Linked DNA regions of Mus musculus: region 1 is linked to region 2. Evidence: chromatin contacts called from ENCODE POLR2A ChIA-PET data. All regions are on one chromosome and are shown on one strand. The core of a region is the stretch at or near the end of the contact, and the rest is flanking DNA. Distances in the headings are between cores, read along the strand shown.

Region 1 (4,221 bases), core at 1,135-3,634, 69 kb after region 2:
GGGTCGACCAACAAGCCCCGGAGGTTAGACATAGCAGGTTATTTCAGGAAGGAGGCTGGGGCTCTGGAAGGCTCAGTATCTTGCCTTAAAGTTTATTCAACTATATACAGAACCAGGCTTAGAACTGTCAAGTAGCTCTGTGGCCTCAGTTTCTTCCTTCAACGGCAAATTAATAGTAGGCATCTCACAGGCTACCCTACGAGCAGATGAGTTGACATATAGGAGATAATGGTATCTGCTTCCTAGGAAGGGCTATATGGTTACTACACAATTGTCTCTAGTAAGCTGCCACCACCACCTCCACCGGAATCCAATTCTAAACCTAGTGTTCATTCTTCTCCAACCCTGAAGCTTTAGCAAGGATGCTCGGCAAGCAGTTTTATTTAACCTTGTGTGAATACAGGCCTAGCTCTTATAATCTGCCTATGAAACAAAGGACCCATTGGGTTCTCTGTCTTACTACTCCACAAACTTCCCTTTGCTGTATACCAGGAGAAGTATACACCTGGCCTCAGAAATCACACTACATTAGCCACCTATATAGTGCCTAATAGGCTGGAATGACTATTATACACGACTGTAGTATGCTAACTCTACCTTCAACAGCTATTTCGTAGGTACTTACTAAGCCCTGTGCTAGGCACTATTAGGGAAAACAGCCTTTTTAAAAATTAAATTACCATTATTATTGTGTGTGTTTATGAAGTACGCGTGTGGGCATGTGTGTGCTATAAAGAACATGTAGTGACCAGGACAACCTTGTGGAGTTGGCTCTCGTTCTTTCTGTGGGTTCTGGGAATTGAACTCAGGTCATCAGGCTTGCACAGCAAGCTATGCCCCTGCTGGGCCATCTCCTTAGCCCTGCAAACAGTTTTTGTCCTCTAAACCACAAGTTAAGGAATAGCTGGATGCACAAAGGTCAACAAGAGCACAGTGGCAGCAGAAAAGAACTGAAAAGATCCTCCAGCCTGAGGGGAGAGGAGAGAGCTGAGGGTGGAACTCACCAGTACTTATCAGTTATTATGTTACCACATAATCCATCAGTACGGATATAACAAACTCCATAGAGCCCCTATGACATCATATATCAGTCATATATCATAATATATGCCTGACATAATATATCATGCCTATATAATAGAAGACCCTCCACAGAACCCCTGACCATGAGAATTCAAAAAGCTTTGGTTTGGTAAACAGATTACAGTACTGGAGGGCAACTCAAGGGGAAATTGACTTAACAAGTCCCTCACCCCCAGTAATCCTGCCCTGTGCAGGTCTTTTGATTGAACATTCCTGAGCTGTGCGCTTAATAATAAACTGGTAAGAAGTAAGTACACTTGGAAAGGACCAGAGTAGGCACAGGATACATCAAGACCAAGTTCTCATCACAAAAGAGATTTCTTTGTCCCAGAGGGACAGAGGGCAAGGAGGAGTAAGAGACAAAGATGGGAGGCAGAGGACGAGGGAGGAAGAAGGGAAAAGCAACGGGGGGGGGGGTAGGCTATCTGCCCCAGAGGGACAAAGGACTACTTCTGGACAGAGAGGAGATAGATGTGGCCCATAGGCAAATGGTAGTTTAGGGAAAGGAAGATGAGGCTGAAACTTCAACCTCCATAGTCTTTCTGTTCATTGGTCCACTGATCACCTCATTAGCATAATAAACTAAGGTGATGCTGAAAGGGCCTATCACTACCACCACCACCACCACCACCCTGCTGTCACTTGGATGTATCTTTGAAAAAATTACCAGGAATTCTCTGTCAGGAATCAGGAAGAAAACCAATTCTAAGTTTTCCCTGTTAGGATGAATGGGTTTGCTTTGATAGGGCATGTTAATTAGGGCAGTCAAAAGAGGGGCTTTGATTCCTGGACTTCAATACTTTGATAGCTAGACCTTGGTAGTCAGCATCAGGAGAAGGAAGTGAATAAGGGAATAGTCTTTGGTGGCTAGCTGTAGGGGTGTAATCATCAGTTAAGCAAGAAGGAGGGGATAGGAGAGAGTAAGACTTGCCAGAGTCATGTTTGTCATGCTCTGGTCTACCAGAGCCCTTCACTTTTTCTAAATTCTGCCTGTGAGCCATTCCAGCAAATTATCAAACCCGTGGGAGAGGGGTGTGAGAGGAAGCCCTCAAAATGTCCAGAAATATGGGTGACTGAGACTAGTGAGTTGAGGCAGTCATAAGAGACTAAGCCCTTAAACTGTATGTAGGGTTTATACTAACTCCAAGCAGTCAGTGTCAAAATGAAACTGGATTACAGACTTCTAAGTTGGAGTCCAGAGCTACAGACCTGGCTGCTGTGGGTTGGGTGCTGTGGGATGAGGGAGCACGGTATGTCTGGTGCCACAAGGGTGTGAGCAGAAACAGACCATAGTGGTAGGAAACAGAGAAAGTGGGGGTTGGGAGGGCAGAGGTGGGAGATGAGCCGCAGGAAGGTGGGCTGGTAGGTGATAACAGACATTTCTGTTTCCAGAGCTTCCTGTCAGCCACTGGCACAGAAGCTGTAAGCATCTCCTTACTTGCCCTTTCTGAGCTCAAGTTGCCTCGGGTAGCAGACAGCTGGGACAACGCACCTCAAGCCTCCCTTCCCCGGGCTGAGTGGCTACTTCATTTCCTGGGTAAGCTCATAGTGTACGATCCTGAATCCAATCCTCACCCCACCCCACCCCACCAAGACTTGCTTGTCCCTCTCTCATCTGGCCTTCTCCGAGCTCTGTGTGTTTAGTGCCAGTGCCTTTACACACATCTAGTTTCACGTCTCGAGTAAAATATAATTTCATAGGAATGCAACTGTGGAATGATCTCACTGAAAAAGCACATCTAGCCCCCTCACACCCACACTCAGGCCAGCCCACTCACACCCACACTCAGGCCAGCCCCTCACACCCACACTCAGGCCAGCCCACTCACACCCACACTCAGGCCAGCCCACTCACACCCACACTCAGGCCAGCCCCTCACACCCACACTCAGGCCAGCCCCTCACACCCACACTCAGGCCAGCCCCTCACACCCACACTCAGGCCAGCCCACTCACACCCACACTCAGGCCAGCCCACTCACACCCACACTCAGGCCAGCCCACTCACACCCACAGCTAAGACGTCTGCAGACCCCTTTCCCTTAAATGGAGAATATGCCTGGGCCCCAAGCAAAGCACAGAAGCTGCCATACACATCACTACTGCCCACTGTCTGCTTTCCACTGAGTAGCGACCACCTTGGACTACCCTGGCACCATACAAGGTCAGACTCGAGGCATCAAGCAAATAGGTTTCATCATATCACCCAGATGTTCCCTCCAAGGCGCTGACTCCAAGTCAGCTAACATCAGCTAAAAACATGAGGACTGACTTGAAAGAACCCTTCCAGATAACACAGAGCAAAGGCCAGACAGCGGAAGACCCTCCCAACCATGACTGCCTTCCCCAGCTTCCGGGAGCTCAGCTACCAGCTGGCCCCACTGAGGAGACGCAGAAAATACGATTCTGAATCTAGAAGGCAAAGCTGTGTCCAGCCCAGTTCAGCTGAGACAGACTGGATCCTAGGGGGAAAAAAAAATACTATAACCTAGTGGACTCTCAAGAACTGTAGCTCAAAAACCACCAGGCTGGAAAAAAATGTCCTCACTCCAAATCTGCTTCCCCACTCCCTCAGAAATAGGCCAGAAAAAGAGAGAGGAAAATATTAATGGTTTCCAGGATCTATGGGAACTTTTAGTGCCCTCTCTGCAACTTTTCTATAAATCTGAAACTACTCTAAAATTAAAAGCTTACTTAAAATAATAGCTTGTTGTGGATTCCTCTACAAGGAATAACGGGGAAAGAGTAGTCTTGAGTAATTCCAAGTAGTTAATGAAATCTGGATATAAAACTCCTCCAAGTGCTACAAAGCTTTGATGCAAGGCTACCCTAAGTGACACTCTCCTCATCTATAAGGAGGAGGCAGTACAGGTACAAAGGGTTTGTGTATGGGTTGGGTGACACTGCTGCACGGGAAGCCCTTCCCACTAGGACAGTACTTTTTTGGTGTGCAGCAGTAGTTTTCAGTCGGTCAGCCTTCTCTCTGACTTCTGGAGGACAGACAGCAAGGGGGTCTCCTCATTTCACACCTCGGCTCTTCCAGTCTTCAAGCCTCAAGCCTGCATGACTCTTTGATCCCAAAGCTTTCCCCCAAGAAGGCTGAGAGGTTGCTTCAGCAAGTTCCAACTGGAACTTAGC
Region 2 (4,078 bases), core at 1,419-3,918:
CTAAGGAAAATCAGGAACCCTGAGAAAAAAAGGAAAGAGGCCAGCAGGGCACTCTTTCAGAAGATAGTGTGTTGCCAGGACCAGAGGAGAGATCTGAGATTTACCTGCCTCCCCAGGCAGCCACTGCCTGGCACCATCTCTCTTTGCCTCATTCCACAAGTGTTGTCTGAGCTCTGAACCTCCAAAGTAAGTAGCTCAAATGCCTGCGATGTCACAAGGCTGTGATATACTTCATGGAATTGTCACAAAGAACAGTTCTCATGTATCACGTTCAAGGTCGTGGTCAGTGGGGAGGGAGAGGTGACCTAATGTCTTAACATATGGCTACTATTATTCAACTTTTCAGATAAAGAACTGAGCCTTCTCTGTTTTGTCAGGGCTGATAGACCTGAAGAAGCTAACTTTGCTGAACGAGCACAGGAACCATGAATCAATGGGCTGGTTGCCTAATGAGGAAGAAATGGAGCTGTCTAGAAAACCACAGCTGGACAAATTCCCCAAACACTCCCTCTACTCTAGAGATCAAACTGTCACTAAGACTACTGGGTAAGGTTCAGCCAGGTGTCCCGAGGAGAGGATGTAGCTCATCTATAACCAAAGCACTTGGCAAACTATTCAGAAACAGGATTCTAGTTCTGCTCTTTGCCCTGACTTGATACTTGCTCCAGGTCCCATTAAAATTCACTTAATGTTACCCTCTATTCCCAAGGCTCTTCCTAGCTAGCTTTCCTCCATTGATAGATCACGTCCCTAATGGTAATTTCTAAGTAATTTGGCTCATTCCTTGAACATATGGGACAGCAGCAGATCTCTTCTTAAATTTTGATCCCAACTCTCAAACCTCTCTTTCTGCTAGACTTAGGCAGTATATGATTAATGCCTGTGAGATGAAGGAGAGATGAAGATCAGAGTATTGTGAGGTCAAAAGGGAGTGGTCACTGAGACTAAAAACGGGGAATCTGGAGAGGGAAGGGGAAGGCTAGGTCCAGGCTCTGTACCCTACCAACTTTATAACCTAGGACAAGTCACCCAGTTCTGTGTCTTTTGTCTCATGAAAAAATGAAGCTAGATTTTGTAAAGTTCAAGGCGCTCTGAGGATGTTGGGGGTCTTACCATTGTGGCCTGGAGTGCTATTGGAAGTAGTAGAATACTAAGGTAGTTCCTCTATTCTTTAGAGTTCAGAAAGAGTTGGTCATGAGGGTACATGCTTAAAATCTCAGAACATGGGAAGCTAAGACTGGAGGATCAAAAGGTTAAGGTTAGGGAAATCAAGAGTGGTACTGGGATACTAGCAGTGAAGGCATGGGTAGTTCTAATATTTGTCCTTATAACAGAAAATGGTAGTCCTCAGCCCTCAAAGAAAGCTCTCTTTGCAACAGGCAGAAAGAAACTGATATAGAAAGCTATAACCAATCAAAATGCAGAGGTGTGAAGTCCAGTCCCACTGGATAAATCTGTAAAACAACCCCTCCACCTAAGGCGAGGGAAAGACTGTAAGAGCCAGAGATCAGAGGCTTTACTGTGAAATTGTGTGTCCTAGGAGTGTAAGAAGCCACACCCATAGTATCACCAACAGGACTGCCTGAATAGGAGCTGAACAAGGACAGCCATAGATATGCTATTACAGCCCACACGAGAAAGTTCGAGACCATCATGCCTAGCCAATCGATTAGGAGTGTAACTCCAGCAGTCAGGAGGTACAAGGCCAGCCTTGGCTTCAGAGTAAGACCCTGTCTCAAAACAAATACAAGATCTTGAGGAAATGGTGTGGCTAAAGTCAAACTGCCCAGATTGTAATGGACTAAACACCGAGCAAGAAGCTAGCAGACAGACAGGATTTGCCCACTCTGCTTTCTGAGAGTTTTGACTAGAATATTCTTTAGTTTAACGGATCAAGTAAGAAACAATAAAACAGATTAAGGGGTTAGAATCTTGTGCACAAGTGTACCACTTTTGTTAGCAAGCAGGCTACACGCCAGGAACTCATGGATTTAAAAGGAAAACAAGCAAAATTGCCCAGTCCTGAACCCTTAGAGAATCTGGGCTCTATCGGGAAGAAAAATGTAACTTGGCAATTAGAAGTTACAAGTGTGATAGTTCGAGTAAACAAGTAACAAAACAGGTCCAAGAAGGTCGACACGGAAAATACTTGTATGAGGAGCACGCTGGGCTGGGAACCTCGGGTCCAGGGGAGTAAAAGCATACCAGCCAGAGTCTGGAGAAAATTCAAATGTGATGTTTATACAAAATAGTTACAGAATCTAGATCCCTGAAGCACAGAAGGCTGTTCAAATTTGGCAGGACATGAAGAGAGGACCAGAGCAAAAGAGAAGGGCAGTGTCCCTTTAAGGGACGTCAGAGGCCCTGCGGAAGTCTTGCCGATGCTCTGAGCCACCGCCATTGCTGCCCGGAGACAAAAACCAACCGCACCAGAAAAGAACAGTGCACTCCGACGATGACCGGCCGCAGCGGCGCTCGACTAGGGAGGAGCTACCGGGGCTTCCGGGGGCGGGCGCCACCGGTTCACCCCGCCCATCCACACGGAAAGGAAGAGGCGGGCGCCGGGAGCCGTGACGTCAGGAGCCCTTCCCGAAGCCGGCCTCCTGGCCGGAAATGAAGCATTGGTCCCGCCCCCGCGCCTGCTACCTCGCGAGACTTCGTGAGCTCCTCCCTTTTCCCTTTCTGCCACCGCCATGGTAGGTCTTCTCTTGGCCTCCGCTCCATCGCGGAGGGTCGGGGCTCTGCTTCCCAGCCTTTCAGCTGCTTGCTATGGTCCTAGTGGGTCTCCATGGCTGGGCGTAGCCTGCGGGGCGGGATGACCCACTCGGGTGTGGGGCGAGGAACGTGGGGCCGCGTGTTCCGACCAGAGCTGGGATCGCGTGGACGTGCGGGCCCGGGCGGCTGAGCACGCTCTGAGTCCCGGCCTCGGCTTAGCCGGTGCTCCAGAAGGCAAGTCCTCGTGTGCAGGCCTGATCCGGGCAGGCAGGCATTGCTGCCCTCTCCCCGGTCTCCCCATCCTCTAAGCAGGCCTAACCACTTTGCTGTTTTTCCCACGCAGCCATCCAGACTGAGGAAGACCCGGAAACTCCGGGGCCACGTGAGCCACGGCCACGGCCGCATCGGTAAGTGTGCGCCTCCTCGGCGTTTGGCCTTTGGAGTTTTGTTGGAAAGTAGACATCCGTGGGTGGAAGGAAACACTTGCAGTTCCCCTACTTTATGTTGGTAGCGGGGTGAGAGTTAAACACATGCCGCTGGGATGTGAAATGCCGTAAATGTTCCTTCTATCCCCGAGTCTTGATAAATCGGGCTTAGAAACGGATGGTAAACTGAGAGCAGGAATAAGGGCATGTGAGCAGCTATAAGTCACACAAGTTGCTTTGTGTGCCGACAGGTAAGCACCGCAAGCACCCAGGCGGCCGCGGGAATGCTGGAGGCATGCACCACCACAGGATCAACTTTGACAAATAGTGAGTGTTTTGGAAGTGGGGGCTGAAGGGGTGAGTTAGGACGGTGTCTCCCTGGAAACGGGCTTCTTACCATTTGGTATGGCTAGCTTTAGCAAGTAAACGCTGCACTTGAACTGAGGGGACCTGTCCGAGGCTAGAGTCACGCTCAGGTATTGCTTGTTGCCTTAGTGTGCTTAAGTCCTCGAAGAATAACTGCTGACCTTATTCACTGGCTGTGTGGACTTTCTGGCACAGTCAGTCACCAGGTTAGTGACATATGTCAAGTTAACCCATTCAAAGTTACGTTGCACCCTATTTAGGGAATCCTTTAAGGAGTGGGGGTGCTACTGAGTGACCTGACTTTTAGTTCAAAAATTGTATCTGGTGCCTGCTGTGTCAATGTTTACAGTAGTGAACACTTACACTCACTAGGAGACAACTACAAAGATAAGTTTTCTCAGTGAGGCTCTGAAGATGGTTGCCTTCCCTCCCCAGTCACCCAGGTTACTTTGGGAAAGTTGGTATGCGGCATTACCACTTGAAGAGGAACCAGAGCTTCTGCCCAACAGTCAACCTGGATAAACTGTGGACATTGGTCAGCGAGCAGACACGGGTCAATGCGGCAAAAAACA

Evidence for each region. ChIA-PET counts read pairs that join two places held with the same protein, here RNA polymerase II (POLR2A).
Region 1: POLR2A ChIA-PET joins it to region 2 with 15 read pairs in embryonic stem cell. The contact joins the enhancer-like site here to the promoter of Rpl27a in region 2. POLR2A ChIA-PET finds 5 or more read pairs at or near these places in 4 of 5 experiments (Patski and embryonic stem cell).

Annotation. Positions count from the first base shown.
Region 1 is chr7:109,585,772-109,589,992 of GRCm38, forward strand. The region is part of intron 1 of Denn2b (DENN domain containing 2B); the gene reads right to left. Among named protein-coding and RNA genes, the nearest start is that of Denn2b, 29 kb to the right of the region's middle. Within about 2 kb of position 2,385, at least 1 of the 3 ENCODE cell types and tissues checked has a DNase peak (open chromatin) inside an H3K27ac peak, as active enhancers do.
Region 2 is chr7:109,516,527-109,520,604 of GRCm38, forward strand. It overlaps Rpl27a (ribosomal protein L27A), which reads left to right and starts at 2,669. Exons shown (of 5, transcript NM_011975.3): 1 at 2,669-2,696; 2 at 3,059-3,122; 3 at 3,392-3,467; 4 at 3,942-4,078. The coding sequence starts at 2,694. Snora3 (small nucleolar RNA, H/ACA box 3) reads left to right here and starts at 3,606; the gene lies at 3,606-3,725. It also overlaps a transcript of Trim66 not described here.